4 separate regions of the Mus musculus genome follow, and all the other regions are linked to region 1. Evidence: chromatin loops called from intact Hi-C (ENCODE). Cell type or tissue: gastrocnemius. All regions are shown on one strand.

Region 1 (5,000 bases):
TTTCAATGGCTGATGTGCATCAGACACTCAATGGGAAAATTAACATAAAATTGAGTGGTCAGCGATGCAAGGGCAGGGATGCAGAAGCGCATAAAGTGACAGTCACTTGAACGTTGTTCATAGATACTTGGAAGTTTGCCTCTGAATCTAAGTAAACTAGGAAAGAAATGCACTTGGTGACTTGAATGTCATGCGTGAAGGTGACTTTGTGTCCCCTTCTCTCTATGACCTCCACAGTTAGTTATCTACAACAGGCTATCCACAGTGGTAGCAAAGGCATGCATAGCACCTTCTGGTACCATAAAAGCAAGTCCTTAGGAAGGCTCTCCATCAAATCCAGCTCAAGGGCCTCCAGGGTCTGTTTCTGAAAAGCATGGTGTCTGTCTCCAGCAATAGGGACTTAACTTCTGCCTCTGTGTGGGCAACCAAGGACAATAGCAAGAGGCTGTATGTTCTGGGATCTCTTGGACATCCCTGACCAACAACTCAAAACAGGGCTTTTTATGTCTGGCACTGTGCTTTTGATCCCAGTCCCAGTGGATCCATTTACAAAACGCTCCCTCACTTTGGGATCCGGGAAGATTCTGGAAGATGGGATTTGAAGGACCATTAAGGGACACAGGAGATTCATGAGAGATTGTGTCTCCTGGAAGTGTCAAAGGCTACACCAATAAAGTCTCACTAGTATGAATGCTGAAACATGAAGCTGAACAAGAACAACAGACATGCCAACATAGGTGGAGAAAGCCCACAGAACTATAACCATACACAAAGAACGACAGCCACATAAGGAGTGATGAGAGAGAGAAATAATATTTCTCCTGCAGGAGCATATCACTTAGCTATCCAATACCAAAGAGTCAAGCCTGAAAACATACATGAGTAACATACAGACTAAACTGCTTATATTTATGAATATGTATGAATATACTATGTGTACATATATGCATGTAACAACAATGAAAATTTGAACAAGAGCAATGAAGTTGATGTGGGAAGGATCAGATCAGTGGAAGGAAAGAGCGGAAGACATGATGTCTATAATCTAAAAAATACTATAATCTAAAAAAGAAAAGACTAAAAGGTAAATTATATGGTAAAAGTAAATTAAAGAAATAAATGACTACCCACATGTGCCCTATTCAATATGGCAGCTACAAATATTATTCTTTCTTTACATAAGGAAATTCTAATAACTGGAATTGCAAAGATTATTGATGTATGCCAGGCATGGCTTGTATGGTAGCTCCTTAGCAAAAGTCTAAAGAAATCAAAAAGTCAGCACAAACCAATCTATACTCTGGGATTATATGGAGCTCCTAACCACTTTAATTAAGCTAAAAAAAATGCAACAGAAATCAACTCATAATTTTATGTAACGTAATTTGATGTTGAGTTCAACTCAATGGTCCCATGATTAAAGGGTACTCTGTTAAGTAGCGTAGGTCTTTAATTTACACGCTGAACAAATGATCACATTTCTTGCTGGGATTCTGAGAGCATATTGTGGCTAATATTAGCATGTGCCCAAGGAAGAATCATTATAAGGAAATTTCAATTGTCAAAATTAAAGTTGTGCTTCCTCAGGCTCAGATCTAGTGCATCTCTTTGGTAAATCCTGCACAGTCTCACGAGAGGAGGGAGTGGGTGTTGGGTCCTGTCCGACTGCATTCACGCCTTCAGCTTTCTGGGACTTTGTTGCCTCCTTTATACAAGGAAGCTGTTAGATTTACACACTGGATGGGAGGATGTATATATTTGCTTTTAGGACTCCTCTGTTATTTCTTGTCTCGTGTGAATCTTTCCAGCTTGCTCTCCTCTTGCTTCTTCTGTTTGGTTGCATTTTAAATAATCTCCTGATTGAAAATTTTATTCTTCTGGATTTGGATTGTCTGGAAGATGTGTTTATAAGAGTCTAGACGTGTATATATGTGGCTTACACACTTTAATTCAAAGGATAACTGCAAATAGATCAACATAACCTTTTAAAAAAAGAAAAAGAAAAAAACATTTTCCAAAGATCTAAATGGAGGAAAGATCGTTGTAAACTTAATAAACTGCAATGTTAAAACCAATCTAAATCACAAAATCAGATTTATTTGTATCCTAGGAGCTTGTTGAGCACAAGTAGCTGCATTTGCAAAAATGCAGATTACTGGTGTGGCCAGTAACCAACTAGAGTTAAAGAAGAAACAATTCTGGAAACTCTGGTCCCTCTGGCTCCCCCGGTTCTCTGCTCCCTGGTAAAGATGAAGAGTACACAAGCCCCACCTACTGGACAACATGGGAATAGCACCCAAGAGCTCAACTTTAATGTCTGTTAACTGGCTTTTGTTTGTTTGTTTTGTTTTTCTTTTCTTCTTCTTCTTCTTCTTCTTTTTTTTTTTTTGCCTTTTTAAAATTAGATATTTTCTTTATTTACATTTCAAATGCTATCCCGAAAGTTCCCTATACCCTACCCCCGCCTTGCTCCCCTACCCACCCACTCCCACTTCTTGGCCCTGGCATTCCCCTGTACTAGGGCATATAAAGTTTGCAAGGGGCCTCCCTTCCCAATGATGGCCGACTAGGCCATTTTCTGCTACATATGCAGCTAGAGACAGGAGCTCTGGGGATACTGGCTAGTTCATATTATTGTTCCACCTATAGGGTTGCAGATCCCTTCAGCTCCTTGAAAATGTGGTACATTTACACAATGGAGTACTACTCAGCTATTAAAAACAATGAATTTGTGAAATTCTTGGGCAAATGGATGTATCTGGAGGATATCATCCTTAGTGAGGTAACCCAATCACAAAAGAAGTCACTTGATATGCACTCACTGATAAGTAGATATTAGCCCAGAAATTTAGAATACCCAAGATACAATTTGCATATACCCAGACACTATTGCATTTGCTAGCAAGATTTTGCTGAAAGGACCCTGATATAGCTGTCTCGTGTGAAGCTATGCCAGTGCCTGGCAAATACAGAAGTGGATGGTCACAGTCATCTATAGGATGGAACAAAGGGCCCCCAGTGGAGAAGCTAGAGAAAGTTAACTGACTCTTAAATGAGAGTGATAATAATAATTTCAATCTTAGTATACTGTTTTAAAGTTATATCCCATAGATATTTAAACGAAAATACCTCTAAAATTGCAAGTAAAGTCTTAGTAAATAACAGGGAGTCCAGATTTTAGAAATTGTGCTAACTGCATCAGATCTTGTAACACATTCTGTTTGACATATCAAAATAGCATAATCCTAAGCCACCTCTTAACATCATGATTTTCTTTTAGGCTTGGACCTGAATACAGATATTTCGATAATATAATTTAATTCCACTTAATACTTAGAAGAAATGTTTGATAAGCATAGCCCTTAACTTCAAGAACTGTGCTGTTTCAATATATAGGGGAAAATAGAGATGTATATTCTTTTATTTCGCTCAAGAAAAAGAGCCTTGCTTATTTTTAACCAGAATCAGGAATGAGTGGTCCTGCTGAGCTGGTTTGGGCATGTGAGGCAGAATGAAATTTTTCATAAAGTTTAGTAGAGAGATAAACCAAATTGCTGGATAATATATGTGAACATCTTTAAGGCATGAAGACATACCTTCCACTGTTACAGTATCAATAAAGCAAAAATTCTGCACCAAAATGGAAACTATGAGTGACCTTTAAAGTGCTTCAGGAATGGAGTTGGGGAGCTACCTAGATTGGATTCCAAGCTGTACGTAAACATCCATAAGTCTGGCATAGATGTAATTTCCACTGGGTTGGTAGATTGAAGATACAATTATTAAACAGCTAGTTTCGTTTAATGCCATCCACTAAGCTACTTCACACTGTCAAAAACCTTTTAGGTGTTAGACTCGAGGCCTGGAGGATTCTACAATGAATGGCACCCATGATTCTCTGAGTTCATTCCCCTGGCACCTGTGTTCATGTAACCAGCTACATATGAAAGAGGCAAATGGTCATTGGTTTTCAATTCAAGTTATACCACATACCATATCGTCATTTTTTTTAAATTGGTTATGAGACAATCATAGAGATTTGAAAGCATAGCAGGAACGCTGCCTTGTAAACTCCACTGGTTTTAACAAAACATTGCTGCTGTCCTGCACGGACTAATAAGGGTTTCATGACCTTCGCCACACGGTGAATTTAGCAAATTTAAATAATTGAGGCAATGATTGCTGAAGTAGCATCCTGCGTTTCTCGCTCTACCAACAGGAGGATGAGAAAGATGGAGTTAAATTCCACAGCCTGCACTGCTGTGGTTGTCACGCACAGCTCTCCCTTTCCAAAACCCTCAAAATAACTTATAAATGCCACATAGCATATGTGCTGTAATAATTGGACGTACTATCGGACTTTCTGTTGGACAGTCCCTTTGGAACAGACAAAATCTATAAAATTCAGCATTTTGCATTTATCCCGCTTTGTGTTTTGAGTGTTTTAAAGAGTGTAACTATAATATCACTTGACAACTTGGCAGGCTCAGGGCTGAATAATGGGCACTTTGGGGTATGCAGTTTTATGCTTTTTTAGTTGCTGTCTTTTTGAGGCATCTGTTGGGATCTGGAAATCAAAGCAATAGTATAAACGCACAACTCTCGAATCATGAAAATTAAATAAAGGAAGAGACTTTAAGGTCTAACTTAAAATATATTTTCACAAAGTATATTTCGTAGCTTCAAACAACCTATAAAACAACCCCTAATTTTAAATTTTTGACTGAGCTTTGAAAATCCAAAAGATGATCATGTATTATTTTATTAATTAGCTTTCCTATATCTGGTCTATTCCTATGGGTGAAGAGACTCTCTCTACCTTGGGTTTCCACATTCACCTGAGGCATGTGCACCTAGGTACCACCACGCTGTTCGCATGAGGCAGACGCATGAGCGGATGTGAACAAAGACAGGAAGATTTTAGTGTTTGTAGAATATGTCCAGGATGGCTGAAGCCCACTCATGGCTTTTTCTTTCTTTGCCATTGTTTGTTAATTTTT
Region 2 (5,000 bases), 300 kb before region 1:
TGGAGAAGGCATGGGGAGGGAAGATCGTGGTTCTGTGCACAGACAGGACAGATGGCTAGAGATCCTAGCCAACTATCCATGACTCTGGAACTGATAAGACACCAGAGGAGAGCCCACTAAAGCTAATGCCTTAAAGCAATACATTTCTATCTATATTTCTAAGTACCTATTTTTGTATCTACAGATAAGAGTAAGTCTTACCATCAAAGAAGTTTCTCTTTATAATAGAGCAAAAATATTATGGAGATCCACAACTGGTCAAAATGCATAGACTGTGAAATACCCAGCTACAATGGATACATCTACAATGTAGCTCCTACATTTAATTCTCAAGCAGTAACATTGAAGAGAGTATGGAAAGATTTATAAGACCTAAAGGACTGAGAAACCTGCTGCTATAGAAGCTCTTTTAGAGAAGACAGGGAAGCTATAGCTATGAAATCTCGACAACAGGGTTATCCAATCAAGACCTGCATCATGATAACACTCGCTGACATATCAATGTGGATGTGGGAATTGTTGTAACATCTTACTCCTAGAACAAGAACTATAGTAGTCAATGGCTGCCAAGAAAGGGGAAAACAATTTCCTTCAGGGACAAGCTCCCAGGCAGGTTCACCATCCCTAAGTGGTCAGTTCCAAACATTAGTGAACAACATTAGATGGACTTAGGGAGATATACACATACAGCAGTTATACATACTTGTGTTTATGTTAGTCAATAATTTTTAAAGGAAAATATATGGGAGGAGACATAGGAGGAGTTGCAGAGACGAGAGTGAATCATGAACATTATATAACTAGAGTAATCATGAATAGAATTCTTTAAAATGCAAATAAATACAAGATGGAGTATTATGTTTTTTGTTTCCTCTGACCCATCTGAAAGTCACAGATTTGAGAGAAGGCAAGGGGGCACGGGTAGATTTGAACGGATGAAACAGAGAGAAAAATGACTGAAATTCCTCAATCACTCTTACTGCTTTAGGTACGTTTCGTTTTCCTATGTGGCTGCCTTCTCTATCTGGGAAACTTACACTTCATAAACTTGTCCATGTGTCTTCTTGGTTCTGTTTGTGGCTTTCTATGACATAGAAATTTAACCACATGGGGAAAAAAACATGATGTATTCCTTAAAGAAACTAACTTAATAGTTTGTATGTGCGTCTGCACTCTATACTCATTCTTTTCAATGATTTTGCACACATTTAGAGTATACTGGCATTTCTTTTTCTTGTTTATCAAAGAGGTTTCTACTCCAAAGCTTGTAGTTTTGCCAAGAGTTGACATAAATCACAGTCAGTGACTGGATAGCAAGGATGAGACTTTACAATTCAATTGTAATACTTGAAAATTTAGACAGGGAGTTGGATAATGTTTGCCAGGGCACAGGGAAATATAGAAGGGGAACTGAAGTATAAATAAGAATATATAGGATAAGTTTATATAGGATAAGTAAGTTCTAGAGACTTATCTTCTGGGATGGAGAGATGTAGGGAAGGGGAGCAACATTTTCCTACAAATAGAGTCTAGAATCTTAATAAATTGGTTTTCAACCACAAATCACTACCCTTGGCAAATTAAAACTTCCTTATCGAAGGGCAAAATTAAGTATTATTAACACCCTAGAAAGACTATAAGGGGTGAAAGAAGGCTGCAGTGTGCTGTTCTGGTGGCCCACAGACAGCCAATACCCAATCAGCACAACATGTTGCCCTTATTCTAATCAGCATCCCCTATGTCTTACACGTCTGCACTGGACTGCACTGATCTCAGGGGATGACTTTCCATCAGTTCATCCAGTGCTGGGCCCTGAAAATACATGGCCCAGAATGATTTCAAGTAATGATGCCAGGCAAGTAATTCCATCCTGAGTCCTTGGTTATTTGATTCTTTCCAGCAGGACAAAGATGCATTATAATAAAAATCTTATCTTATGTCTGAGGACAAAATGCAGGAGTAACTCCATGACTCAAAGTGTATTCCAACATTCTTGACTTTTTTGTCTTTGGCTTATTTACTTCCCTTTTGGAGTGGAGTTGAAAATTGGCAAGATTGTTTAAGTTTGTTTCTTCTTTGAAGGTTTCATAGACTTATACATCTATCCTCATCATGCACACCCCTTACTCTCTATAACTCCCTCAGTATCTTCCATCTCATCTGCCCCCTAGCTTCATATGCCCTCATTTATTGTTATTTATTTTGACCCACTGAGTTGAGTTAGTACAACCCACGTATACACAGTTGCAAATTTATCCCTTGAGGGACTGAGAAGCTAATTGCTCCCTCCCTAGTAGATGTGGGGTTTTGGGAGATCGTTCTGTCACCCATGCTGGAATTTTAACTGTCTTGATCTAGTGTTAGTAACTAGAATGGTTGTGAGTTTACGGGTGCAACATCCTTCCCATCCTTCTAGACCTATGGTTTTGAGTTCCCTATTTCAAGATCTTTTCTGAGCCCTTTGGTGTGGTGGGTAAGCATTAGTGTAGATGTCCCATCTGTGGCTGAGCACTCGCCCGTGTTTATGATTAGCATTCTGTACAAAATGAGTCTACTCTCAGAAGTAGACTCTAATAAGACACTTCTCAGACCAGGGTTGGAAACAGCAACAACCTATGGATAAAAGCATAAATATTTACAAGACTGATGGCCAACATGACTACTTAGCAATACAACACCCTTAATTTCTCCCTTAGAGTTCATGACTTCTTTTGCAATGCAAGGCAGATTCCTTGAGGAATGACTTAAAACTAGATAGTTTTGAGAGGCGACAATGTGTATTTGGTTCTAATTGAGTAATAACTTATTTGACCTTCGTTGGTGTGTGGACCCAGAAGCCCCGGGAATTCTGGCTCCTGTGGGGAAGAGCCATCGATCAGCCTGGGAGTAGATTCTTCATCCTTGTCTTCATCCTGGTTGTCCCCTAGCTGTGGGCCTGGGGTCAGGAGCTCTCTGTTCCCAGAAAGCCTCTCAGACACTTTCTCGTTCTGGAAACAAACAGAATTTCAAGGTAACCTCAATCACCCTCCATGCCCATAGTACAAATGTAAAATGTGTCCATCTGTGCCACAAGATGTCACTACTGTTCTTACAATCAACACAGTGGGCCTCGCCCCATCGATGTTTCTCAGAAATACAATTACTGTTTTCCAAAATTTGTTTCTCAAATCTTTGGAACTGGTTTCAATGCCCCCCGTTTGTTGCTATTTCTTTGAGCTTCATACATTTTTCTTTTCACATGGCAGGTCTAAAAAAAATCTCACTCTTATTTTTTTTAATGATACAGCTTTATAACAGCATAGTTGTTAGATTCACTTTAATCAAACTTATGCAAAACAAAATTCAAAAGATTCCCATTCACACGTGAGCCCAGTTCACTCTCATCATCCCTTGTTGATAACTATTGAGATACTAATATTTCCTTCCTTTAGGTTTTTACTTCTGAAAATCAAATCTTTACTTCCTGTTTTGTGGTACCCTCAATGGCCTTTTTTTGGAAATTAATCTTCCAACTTTGGCAAAATATATAATGGTGTGAAAACGATGTAATAGATTGTAGATGCCTTTTGTTATAGATATTTCCACATGGATACTAAATATTGCAACAACATCTGATTATATTAAAATTGTCATCTTTGAGAACACTGACAATAGGAGTCATTTAAAATGGAAACACACACACACACAAACCTGACATTTTTCAGAATACTTTCTCAAATTTCCCCCTTTTTGCCTTATATCTTTTCTGGTATGAGTTATTATTTATAAGAGCTTTAGAAACCACTTATTTTCAGTTCCCTTCCCTTATGCTATTTCTTGATAAGTGTGTTCTTCTCCATAACCTTGTAAGCCTCAGATGGAGATCTGATAAAAACATTTGGAGCAGAAACACCCTGACTCCACTCCTCTTGTCTGCTGTTCCCACGATATCACCAGAAATCTCACATTCTTGATTGATCACACCAATGTGCACCCATCTGCATTAATTTGCACTCATTACAAAAGCAAAACGACACAAATTATTTCTAAGTTACTTATTATCTGGATGGAAATTTCAAAAACAGAGATATAAATTAGATTAGTTATTTACTGCTTGTCTTATAATAACTATGTGATTTTTAAAGAGACATATTTTTACACTTTTGATAGACTTGAGTACATTTAATTACTAATAAAAATAATATAAATTTAAGGAATGTTTTCCTAGGTTCTCTATTTGGCCCCTTTGTACCCTACATGTTGATTTCATAACCAGGCCTATTAGATAGTAACTGAATTATGCCTCTATCTTTGTACTTTTAGGTTGAAGCCTAATAAGCAACTTATAATACTTATGGAATATATTCTTTAAACATCCTTGTCCAAGATGCATTTAATTCATGTGCATTTAATTCATATATGCACATAACCATCAGGATTTTGTGCAAAGACACTGTGAATGTGTGGATGCCTGCTTTCAAACATGAATCTAAGAGTAGATTGCTTGATATTGCAGGAGGCATCCAGGGATGCTCAAATCCTGGCCAGAAATCTCCAGCTGAGAATCTGGGGTGCATCTACAGAAAGACACACGGTTCCCATCAGTGTGATCATAGTGAGGCAGCTTCGGTGGAATGACTTTGCAGAGACGAAAAGTGGGCTCCAGGAAGAGCGGAAATTGAGACAGATGTTTCATGGAATGGAGGGGCCTCCTGAAGGGAGGAACACATTCCAGACACATTGCCTTGAATCTTTAACACTGTAGGAAAATGTTTGCACATCTTTTTTTTCCCCCAGATAATTGTTTTTCCACTGATCTGATGTAAAACTCTAAGGTCTCCTTTGTCATCCGATGTAATGAGGCCAAGCAGCTTTTGGTGCTTTGTTCATGCTTGCTTGCAAATCAAAAGAGCAACCTTTAAGGCAAGGAAAGGCAGTGAGTCCTCATTTCAGCAAAACTGCACAACTCTAACCCCATTATGCTGCGCCTGGAGAATCCTCTGCACAGTAGACACATTTAT
Region 3 (5,000 bases), 330 kb before region 1:
ACATGCATTTTTTAATGCATCATGAGCAATAATATTATGGTGAGTATTTTCCAAGTGGGTCACTTTCATGATTCCATGGTCAAAGGTCACCAAGACTATGGAATTGAGAATTGATCTTTGCATTAACAACTCTATTATTATTATTATTATTGTTATTATTATTATTACTATTATTACTATTATTATTTCTGGTGAAAGTTAGTCACTTCCAAGGACCATACTAAGAGAAGAGGCTCTGGAATGCCAGAGAGGTGCCCTGTACCCTGTCTACACTTTCCTCTGCTTTTCTACCCTACAGAAGTGGATTTAGTTCATACTGGAGTAAGTCATTTTGCTCCTCGGTTAGAACTGAACTAGGTTATAATTACCATTCATTTCATATAGCTATTTTAGTTTCTCTATTTCCCATAAACACTGATACCATTATAGGATTCTTCACTAGAAATAAATGGTGCAGTTTTTGCCCTATGTACTTTTCTAGAAGGAAGAGAATCATTGACAACTCAGCACAGCTTGCAAAGTGAAGTGAATATCCATGCAGTGGAATATGAGGCTCATAGAACGATAGTATCTTCTCTTCCTCTAGGGACTCTGAGCTACCCATGAATGCATTGCTAACAAAGATGTATGCACAGAGACTCCATCTTTAGCGAAGGCAGGTATTCTCAGCCTGCATGTTTGCTCTCCTAACACCATCTGAACAGCTGCGAAGAGCTGAAAATAGGACAGTAATAAAAATGTCAATTACCCTCAGTTTGTCAGACCAGTAACAAACAAGCTGGTTGTTTCTTCCCTCAGAAACCTATTGCTCTAACTGATGGCTGAGATCATTAATGAATTAAATGATGCTCAGGTCCCAGGAGCAGCAAGTACACATCTCACTTTTAAAAGTAGGTCAAGGAAGGAACACATGTTGTTAGGTTGTACTTCTTAGGATTAAGGTATTAAACGTTATTTAGCTTAACAATTTGGATTTCATACTTAAACATATAAATCACAAACTTGTTAACTTTCCTCTTTCCTGGCACCTTTGAAAGAAAACAAATATAGTTAGTGAAAACCATAATTAGTGGTCCATATATGTTAAAAGGGACTCAACAGATTCACTGTGAGAATGCTTTTGTTTTTATCTTTTTTTTTAATTAGGTATTTTCTTCATTTACATTTCAAATGCTATCCCAAAAGTCCTCCAGATCCTCCGCCCCTCCCCCACTTCCCTACCCACCCACTCCCACCTCTTGTCCCTGGTGTTCTCCAGTACTGAGGCATATAAAGTTTGCAAGACCAAGGGGCCTCTCTTTCCAATGATGGCCAACTAGGCCATCTTTTTTTTTTTTTTTTTTTTTGTTTTCCATTTTTTATTAGGTATTTAACTCATTTACATTTCCAATGCTATACCAAAAGTCCCCCATATCCACCCACCCCCACTCCCCTGCCCACCCACTCCCCCTTTTTGGCCCTGGTATTCCCCTGTACTGGGGCATATAAAGTTTGCAAGTCCAATGGGCCTCTCTTTCCAGTGATGGCCGATACATATGCAGCTAGAGACACGAGCTCTGGGGGTACTGGTTAGTTCATATTGTTGTTCCATCTATAGGGTTGCATACCCCTTTAACTCCTTGGGTACTTTCTCTAGCTCCTCCATTGGGAATGCTTTTTGATAAAACATAAATAGGTAAAGTTACTGGAAGCACATAAAAATGCACAGAATTCTAAAATATATGTGAATCTAAGGATTTCTTAAACCTTTATTTTCCCTCTATATCTTAGTCTTGTGTATAAAAAACACAGGGAATCACATAGCGCTCTCTCTCTCTCTCTCTCTCTCTATATATATATATATATATATATAGAGAGAGAGAGAGAGAGAGACATACACACACACACACACACATATATATACATATATATATATGCATATATCATAGCAAATACATACATATATATTCGAGACAGGGTTTCTCTGTATAGCTGTTGCTTGTATAGCTCTTGCTGTCCTGGAACTCACTCTGTAGACCAAGCTGGCCTCAAACTCAGAAATCTGCCTGCCTCTGCCTCCCAAGTGCTGGGATTAAAGGCCCAGCAAATACATTTTAATGTTACAGTGCTTTTTGCCAACCCAATCCCTTTATTCTTACATGTACTAATGTGCTGTTTTCCTTTTTTACCTTTTTTTATGAATGAGATGCTGATTAAATCAAATTAAATAAGCAGATCTACAATTCTCAGAAGTTTACATTGTGACAATTTCTTATTATCTTTATGTGTGTGTAACTAGTTAGTGGTGACTTTCTGAGGCTTAGGGAACACATCCAATCTCAACTGTACTATGTCTTTCAAAAATGCTCCTGTGGATAAAACATCTTCCAACCATAGGACATATGTACCATGGCCACTAGGTGGCAGCTGTATATTAAGCTAGGGAACAAGTTTCAAGCTTTTCAGAGCATACACTCAATGAGAGAAAGAAGAGTCAATTCTATTAACATTGTTTTCTGTTTAAATATTTGTGCGGAAAGTAGTTTGGAACCACATAACATTTTAAAGAGTGGAAATATTAACATTTTACTACTTTTTTAAAAAATGAAAATATAGGCTTTATAAAGCTGCAAGACATACAGAAAGACTGCAGAGAGCCATTTTGACTTCATCTGGACTTCAGTTTGGCAGTCTACATTTTGCCTTTCCAGTTAAAGGAAATTCCACCACCAATCAAAACCTAAGAAAATACAAAACCCCTAACTGCATATGGAGCGTTGAGTTGGAAAGTCAACTCAATGAACTTTGGTAGTGTCAAATGATACAATGTGTTTAAAACTTTTTTGAGAAGTAGTAAATTACATAGACTAACATTAAATTAATGGTACTAAAAATATACATGAAAAGTATAAATATATCTATAGGTAAGAATTATCAGTCATAAATACTTCAAATGCCATGTGGAAATGCCCAAGCATGTCAACATCAATGGCATAAATTGTTCCATACAATTAATGTCTTTCTGAAATGTGTAAGAAAATATAAAGGTTGAATCATATATATTATAAAAGTTTTCCTATCAATTATCCTGGGATATTAAATCCATCCAATAGAATTTGAACAAATAGAAAAGTACATGTTAGCAATCACCCAGCTTGTGTTACAGCTATTCCTCTCAATTCTCTTATAAAACAAATGCTACATGACAATTCTTAAAATTGCAATATTGAATATCTACAGCATCAATTTAGGGTGAAGTAGCAATATGAAGCCGACTCAAAACTCAGCATTCTGACTGTGAGATGCATCTGCTGCAGCCTGGAATCAGTGTCTTAAATTGGGAACAGTCTTTTTTTTATAGTTGTTTGTTTGAGACACTCGGTGTAGCACTGTATATCCTGGAACTCAAAAGCAACATAAGAAGATTTCAGGATGCAGAAGTCTGGCTGCCTGGTTTATAGGGACTCGTGTAAAAGAAGCAAGAGTCTAGGTAGTTCAAGGTGTGCCTGTAGAAGATGTTATAAATCCTTCACATCCACATCTTATTTAACATATACTTTTTGTTTTATTTTCTTTTTTTTTCCATTTTTTATTAGGTATTTAGCTCCTTTACATTTCCAATGCTATACCAAAAGTCCCCCATATCCACCCACCCCCACTCCCCTGCCCACCCACTCCCCCTTTTTGGCCCTGGTGTTCCCCTGTACTGGGGCATATAAAGTTTGCAAGTCCAATGGGCCTCTCTTTCCAGTGATGGCCGACTAGGCCATCTTTTGATACATATGCAGCTAGAGTCAAGAGCTCCGGGGTACTGGTTAGTTCATAATGTTGTTCCACCTATAGGGTTGCAGATCCCTTTAGCTCCTTGGCTACTTTCTCTAGCTCCTCCATTGGGAGCCCTATGATCCATCCATTAGCTGACTGTGAGCATCCACTTCTGTGTTTGCTAGGCCCCGGCATAGTCTCACAAGAGACAGCTACATCTGGGTCCTTTCAATAAAATCTTGCTAGTGTATGCAATGGTGTCAGCGTTTGGATGCTGATTATGGGGTGGATCCCTGGATATGGCAGTCTCTACATGGTCCATCCTTTCATCTCAGCTCCAAACTTTGTATCTGTAACTCCTTCCATGGGTGTTTTGTTCCCAAATCTAAGGAGGGGCATAGTGCCCACACTTCAGTCTTCATTCTTCTTGAGTTTCATGTGTTTAGCAAATTATATCTTATTTTCTTATAGAGAAAACTTGGAACAAACTGGTGTACAAGGGACCATCGAATTTACTGTGTGTGTGTGTGTGTGTGTGTGTGTGTGTGTGTGTGTGTGTGTGTTTGTGTGTGTGTGTGTGACAGAGAGAGAGAAAGAGAGACAGAGACAGAGACAGAAATCAATTCACTTTGGGACGTGGAGTTCATCAATGGCTGGCTGGCTGGACCATGACATTCAGTTATTGGCCTATCTTCAACTCCTGATCCCTGGGGTTTCAGGTGTATACCTAGGCACCCAGCTTTTTTTGTTTTAATTGCTTATTTTATTTATATTTCAAATGTTGTCCCCCTGCACAATGTCTCCATCCCATGCCCCTCCCCTTTGCCTTTATGACAGTGCTCCCTCACAGCCCCATTCCTACCTTACTACTCTAGCATCCCCCTTATGCTGGGGTATCAAGCCTTCACAGGACCAAGGGCCTCCCCTCCCATTGATAAGTCCATTCTCTGCTACATATGCAGCTGGAGCCATAGGTTCCTCCATGTGTACTCTTTGGTGGGTGGTTTACTCCTGGGAGTCCTGGGGGGGGGGGTCTAGTTAATTGATATTGTTATTCTTTCTCTGGGGTTATAATTGCCTTCTTCAGCTCCTTTAGTCCTTACCCTAACTCTTCCACTGGGATCCCCAGGCTCATTCCAATGATTGCTTTGAGTATTTGCATCTGTATTGGTCAGGTGCTAGCAGAGCCTCTCAGGGGACAGCTATACCAGGCTTCTGTCAGCAAGCACTTCTTGACATCAGTGATAGTGTCAGGG
Region 4 (5,000 bases), 310 kb before region 1:
CTCGTTTATTCAGTGTGCTAGGGACTGATAGACTTTATAGCTAGCTAGTCTTTAAGCTCACAGGATCACTGTACTATGAAATCATCTTTCACAGATCCCTTGTGATACTAAAACCTACCGGAGAAAGCACCTTACTAATTCTAGTACTCTAGAATTAGTCTGTTGACTAGGCATTATCTTGGACTTGATTTTGAGAACAGGAATATTCAGTGAAAAAAAAAAAACAAAAAGAGAATCAGAAAATTATAAGAATATTATAATGCATGCACCAGGTCCCTTTAACTTTCATAGTAAGACATAGTGTTTGACTTAGGAAAATGGCTATGAATCAGATTTATTTCCCTTAGGAAGCTCTTAGGAAGCCTGCGGTTCCTCATCCATTCTGTAAGCATGGTTCTGTTTTATATAGTGTGCAGCCCCCAGGGTTGGAAAGAGGACTGAAGAAAAAAAAAAAGGAAAACAAAACACAGGTACTCCTAAATATTCAGTACCAACCATCACTTTCATTTTGACTTCTCATATACTATATACAAAAAAGAACACCTGACACTAATTCTTATGCAACAATAGTCATCCCCTGAGCCTTGAGCTCATTTTTGTAGAACAAGGACGCTTACAGGTTTGGTCATACATAGATGGGGAAAAAAATCTTAGAATATTACTATCACATTTTTTGGTGGTAAACAGAATTACAGAAAACAGAGCACTCCACATTGAACATCAGAACATCAAGTAAATATTAGAGAAGCAACATGTTCAAAAGCCCTGAAGCCTACTGAGGTCTAGTGTACATTCTCTGCATACTCAGACCACAATGAGTCTTCTTGAGTTAGGACTCCAGTTGCAGTAGGAGTATAGACTCCACAGGCTTTATTCGATGTTGCTCTTTCAGTGGCTTGTTTAGAGCAACCTACTAAACTCAAAATGCAGAGCAATGACTCGTTTGCTCTCCTGAATCCTCTTCTAGAGGCATATTTATAAGGTTGGCAGACACTGTAGTCATTAACTCAAAATGGCTCAGTGCTAGCTGGGACATTTCTTAAAGGTCTCAGGACGGGTTTTAAGGGTGAGATCAATAGTTTGCATTATTATGGTGAAATCCCCTTTTTTCTAATTTTTAAGAAAAGATGTGAACCTTCTTACCAATAATTTACATTGATTATTTTTGATCAGTTGATTTTTAGTAAAATGGTATTAGCATTTCTTTATTAGTTGTAAATACTAAAGCATATTGAGTCAGTAGAATTTGCCCTGTTCTTAAGAAAGCAGCAGTTTGTAATTCAGGATTTATAAAAATTTCTTTTTCTAAATTATTTTATTATTTTCTATTTTTAAAATTTTAAATTATTTTCTATGTGTTCCTGTGTGAGTATGTAACACATGTGAGGAGGCCCCTAAGTCAGAAGAAGGTGTGGAATCATCTGGAGTCACAATGACAGATTACTGTAAGCAACCCCATTTAGGTGCTAGGCACTGGACTTTGGTTCTCTGGAAGAAGATCAAACACTCTTTGTTATGTTTTAAATTCTATCTATCTATCTATCTATCTATCTGTCTGTCTGTCTGTCTGTCTGTCTGTCTGTCTGTCTGTCTATCTATCTATCTATCTATCTATCTATCTATCCATCCATCCATCATCATCATCATCATCTCTCTCTCTCTCTCTCTCTCTCTCTCTCTCTCTCTCTCTCTCTCTTACTTATTCACTTTGTATCCCTCTCACTGCCCTCTCCCAGTCACTCTCTACCACAATCCTTCCCCTTTTCCTCTGAATGAGTGGTAGAGGCTGAGCACACACTTTTAACCACTGAAACCGCTCTCTAGCTCCTGGGTTTTCAGATTTCTTTTATATAACATTAGGATTGTAATATAAGCTTTTTAATATACTGGCAGAGCAATGCAGCTATGGCTTAAGGCAATTTACTGTCATGGTTAACATTCCCACCAGGGGCATGATAGGAGATTTTTTTAAAAAGACATTTGTACTTGATTTGTGTACATTACATGTTGAGAAATGAAACACTCTGATTCAAGCTTCAAACGATACATTTATGATGTCCATATACATTATTACTGTTTTTGCCTTTGCATAATCAAATTATGACAGATGAGGTTGCTTAAGGCATAATTCATTGAAATGTCAGCTTCTAGTGGTTAGGATCCGAGGAACAGCATAGCCTTCTCTTCCCTAAGGATTGACCCGAGCGGTGCAGAAAGGAATGTGTTAGATTGTCACCTGAGAAACCAAGCAGAAAATCATTTATGTTATTGCACGTATTTGCTGCCTTATGACTGTGCCTGGGCTTACTGACAGTTTTCCGGTCACTGGAAGTTACCATCATGGGTCAAAGTCCACCTGCATAACTCAAGACCTTGGAAACCATGTTACATGGCATGGACTCTTTTTGTGCAGTCTCTCAGTTCATTAAACCAGCAAAGACAATCACTATAGTTCTTTCTAGCAACATTTCCCTTGTACTCTGTGTGTGTGTGTGTGTGTGTGTGTGTGTGTACACGCGCGTGCATATGCCTGCCTGCCTGTCTGTCTGTCTGTCTGTATGCCATAATAATGGCCATCGCATTAGTGGAAACAAAATCACCAACACTTTTGCTTATTAATTGTATTAAGTTTATTTTTGACTGAGTATAATAAGGAAACCCAGAAAATAACGATTCCCCAGCATTTACTTTATCTAGACAGTTTTAATGACACTGCTGACATTTTGAAATTCAAACAGATGTGATATAGTGAAATAGCTTGATGCGCCTTACGCTATATTTTCAATAGAAGACAGATATCTCTGTGTTGTAATCCTAACACTTGGTGGCAGTAGTAGTTCATCCAAAACTCCTTCAGCACTCATCTGTATTCAGAATGAACATAGACTCAAATCTTCTTTTAAAATATATATATACATTTTAAATTACAATAGAATCATTTTCCTCCTTCCCCTTTCTCTCTCTTCCCTTCACATATACCTACCCTCCAACTCTACAGTGACCCACACAAACTAATAGCCTTTATTTGATTATTATTGTTGTACACGCATGTAAACATATGCACAAATATACAAATACTACCTGCTGAGTCCACTTTATGTATGTGTCTGTCTCTGTCTTTGTCTCTGTCCCTGTCTGTCTCTCTGTCTTCCTCTGTCTGTCTGTCTGTCTGTCTCTGTCTCTCTCTGTCTCTCTGTCTCTCTCTCTCTCTGTCTCTCTCTCTCTCTGTATGTGGTTTTAGGATTAAAATGATATATTGCATTGGGTGATCAATAAAAGGGCTCAACCTTGGAATACATCATTTCTCCTTCTGCCAGAATCCATTAGTTGGCTGTATTTCCATGTTTAGGAGTGGATCACCACTAAAAATACCCCCTCTTCATACTACCATGACTACTGATACTGACATTATTCCAGTCTTCATTGGATAGCCACTTCACAGTAGACTTTCTGGTGTTCTGACCCTTACAGTCTTTGTAATCCCTCTTCGTTGATGTTCCCAGAGCCATAGATACAGTAGCTTTGATATAGATGTATCCAATGTGGCATCCATTGTGCCCACTATCTGTCCATCTCTGCATAGTGTGCAGTTATGATTTTCTCTGATGATTTTTGTGATGGTTTGTATATGCTTGGCTCAAGGAGGGGCACTGTTTAGAGGTGTGGCCTTGTTGGAGTAGATGTGTCACTGTAAGCTTTAAGACCCCCATCTCAACTGCCTGGAAACCAGTATTCTGCTAGAAGCCTTTAGATGAAAATGAAGAATTTTTACCTCCTCCTGCATCATTCCTGCCTGGACTCAACCATGTTCCTGCCTTGACTATAATGGACTGATCCTTGGAACCTGTAAGCCAGTCCCAATTAAATGTCCTTATAAGAGTTGCTTTGGTCATGGTGTCTGTTCATAGCAGTAAATCCCTAACAAAGACAATCTCCATGTGCTATAAAGAGAAGTTTTTTTGATGAGGGCTGGTAGCTATGGTCATCTGTAAGTACACTGTGGATGTGGTGTGTAAGATATAGTATGTAGGAAAAAATTATGCTAGTCTAGCAAGGTTGTGGTTATAGATTTTCTTTCTAGGGTCCCTGTCTTAGTTAAGGTTTCTATTGCTGTGATAAAATGCCATGATCAAAAACAAATTGCAGAGGAAGTTTATTTGAATTAAATTCTCAACTCTCATCTCATCATTGCAGGAAGTTAGGATAGGAACTTGTACAGGGCAGGAACTCCTTGGCAGGAGTTCATATATAGGCCATGGAAGAGTGCTGACTGCTGTCTTGCTCTCATGGCTTATAAAGTTTGGCATATATATATATATATATATATATATATATATATATATATATATATGCCAGAATCATAAGCTCAGGGATGTCAAAATCCACAATAGGGTAGGTCTTCCTGTATCAATCACTAATTAAGAAAATGCCTTACAAAGAAAAGAAGAAAATAGAAGGAAAAATGCCTCCCACGCTTGCCTACAGCCCAGTCTTAGAGGTTCCCTTCTCAGAGATGTCCCTAGTTTATGACAAGTTGACATAAAGCCAGACAGCACAACTGACCTTTGTCAACTTTACAAACAAATACATGATTCGTAGCCCACCACCTCTGTTCCCTGTTTATTTCCATGATCACATGTTAATAGCAACACTGTATTATAAACATTCTAAATTTTTAATGTCCTATGGTCTTAAAATTCAGTTAAAAATTCAGTCCTTTAAAATATTTAGTCTCTGTTAAAATTTAATATCTCTCAACTGTGGGTTCCTTTCAAAATAAAAAAAAAATGGTTTAATAGATTTTTACTTCAGGAGGGAAAAAGCAGGAAACAGTCACAATCTGAACTAAGCAAAACCAATCTCCTTCCTAAAGCTTGGGATCATTGAAGAAGAGGAGGCAGAAGGAATGTAATATCCTGAAGTAATGAATAACTGCGATGGAACATTATCTTCTGTACACAGCAGGGTAGCTGCACATAAGAACTCACAGTATTTTTAAT

The links. A loop is a pair of places that touch in the nucleus more often than their neighbours do. Peaks named below come from ENCODE experiments on the same cell type or tissue, not always from the same donor. Only the 100,000 strongest peaks of a DNase experiment are listed, where the experiment ranks them.
Region 2: it touches region 1 in a loop (4-fold over the local background); 25 of 42 quality-filtered maps call a loop at or near these places.
Region 3: a loop joins it to region 1, with 3 times the contacts of the local background. A loop is called at or near these places in 17 of 42 quality-filtered maps.
Region 4: it touches region 1 in a loop (4-fold over the local background); 36 of 42 quality-filtered maps call a loop at or near these places.

The regions. Positions count from the first base shown.
Region 1 is chr10:97,373,264-97,378,263 of GRCm38, reverse strand. No RefSeq gene overlaps it. Among named protein-coding and RNA genes, the nearest start is that of Mir3966, 48 kb to the left of the region's middle. In gastrocnemius, a CTCF peak has its summit at 2,275; a DNase peak (open chromatin) is centred at 2,265; H3K27ac peaks cover 1,552 bases.
Region 2 is chr10:97,668,485-97,673,484 of GRCm38, reverse strand. It overlaps Epyc (epiphycan), which reads right to left. Exons shown (of 7, transcript NM_001379456.1): 3 at 2,813-2,987. Among named protein-coding and RNA genes, the nearest start is that of Ccer1, 22 kb to the left of the region's middle. In gastrocnemius, a CTCF peak has its summit at 3,073 (motif pointing right); DNase peaks (open chromatin) are centred at 27 and 3,015; H3K27ac peaks cover 1,882 bases.
Region 3 is chr10:97,702,166-97,707,165 of GRCm38, reverse strand. All of the region lies in intron 4 of Gm10754 (predicted gene 10754), which reads left to right. Among named protein-coding and RNA genes, the nearest start is that of 4930525C09Rik, 10 kb to the left of the region's middle. In gastrocnemius, a CTCF peak has its summit at 2,394 (motif pointing right); a DNase peak (open chromatin) is centred at 2,398.
Region 4 is chr10:97,687,445-97,692,444 of GRCm38, reverse strand. The region is part of intron 4 of Gm10754 (predicted gene 10754); the gene reads left to right. Among named protein-coding and RNA genes, the nearest start is that of Ccer1, 3.1 kb to the left of the region's middle. In gastrocnemius, a CTCF peak has its summit at 2,814; no DNase peak of the experiment used is centred here.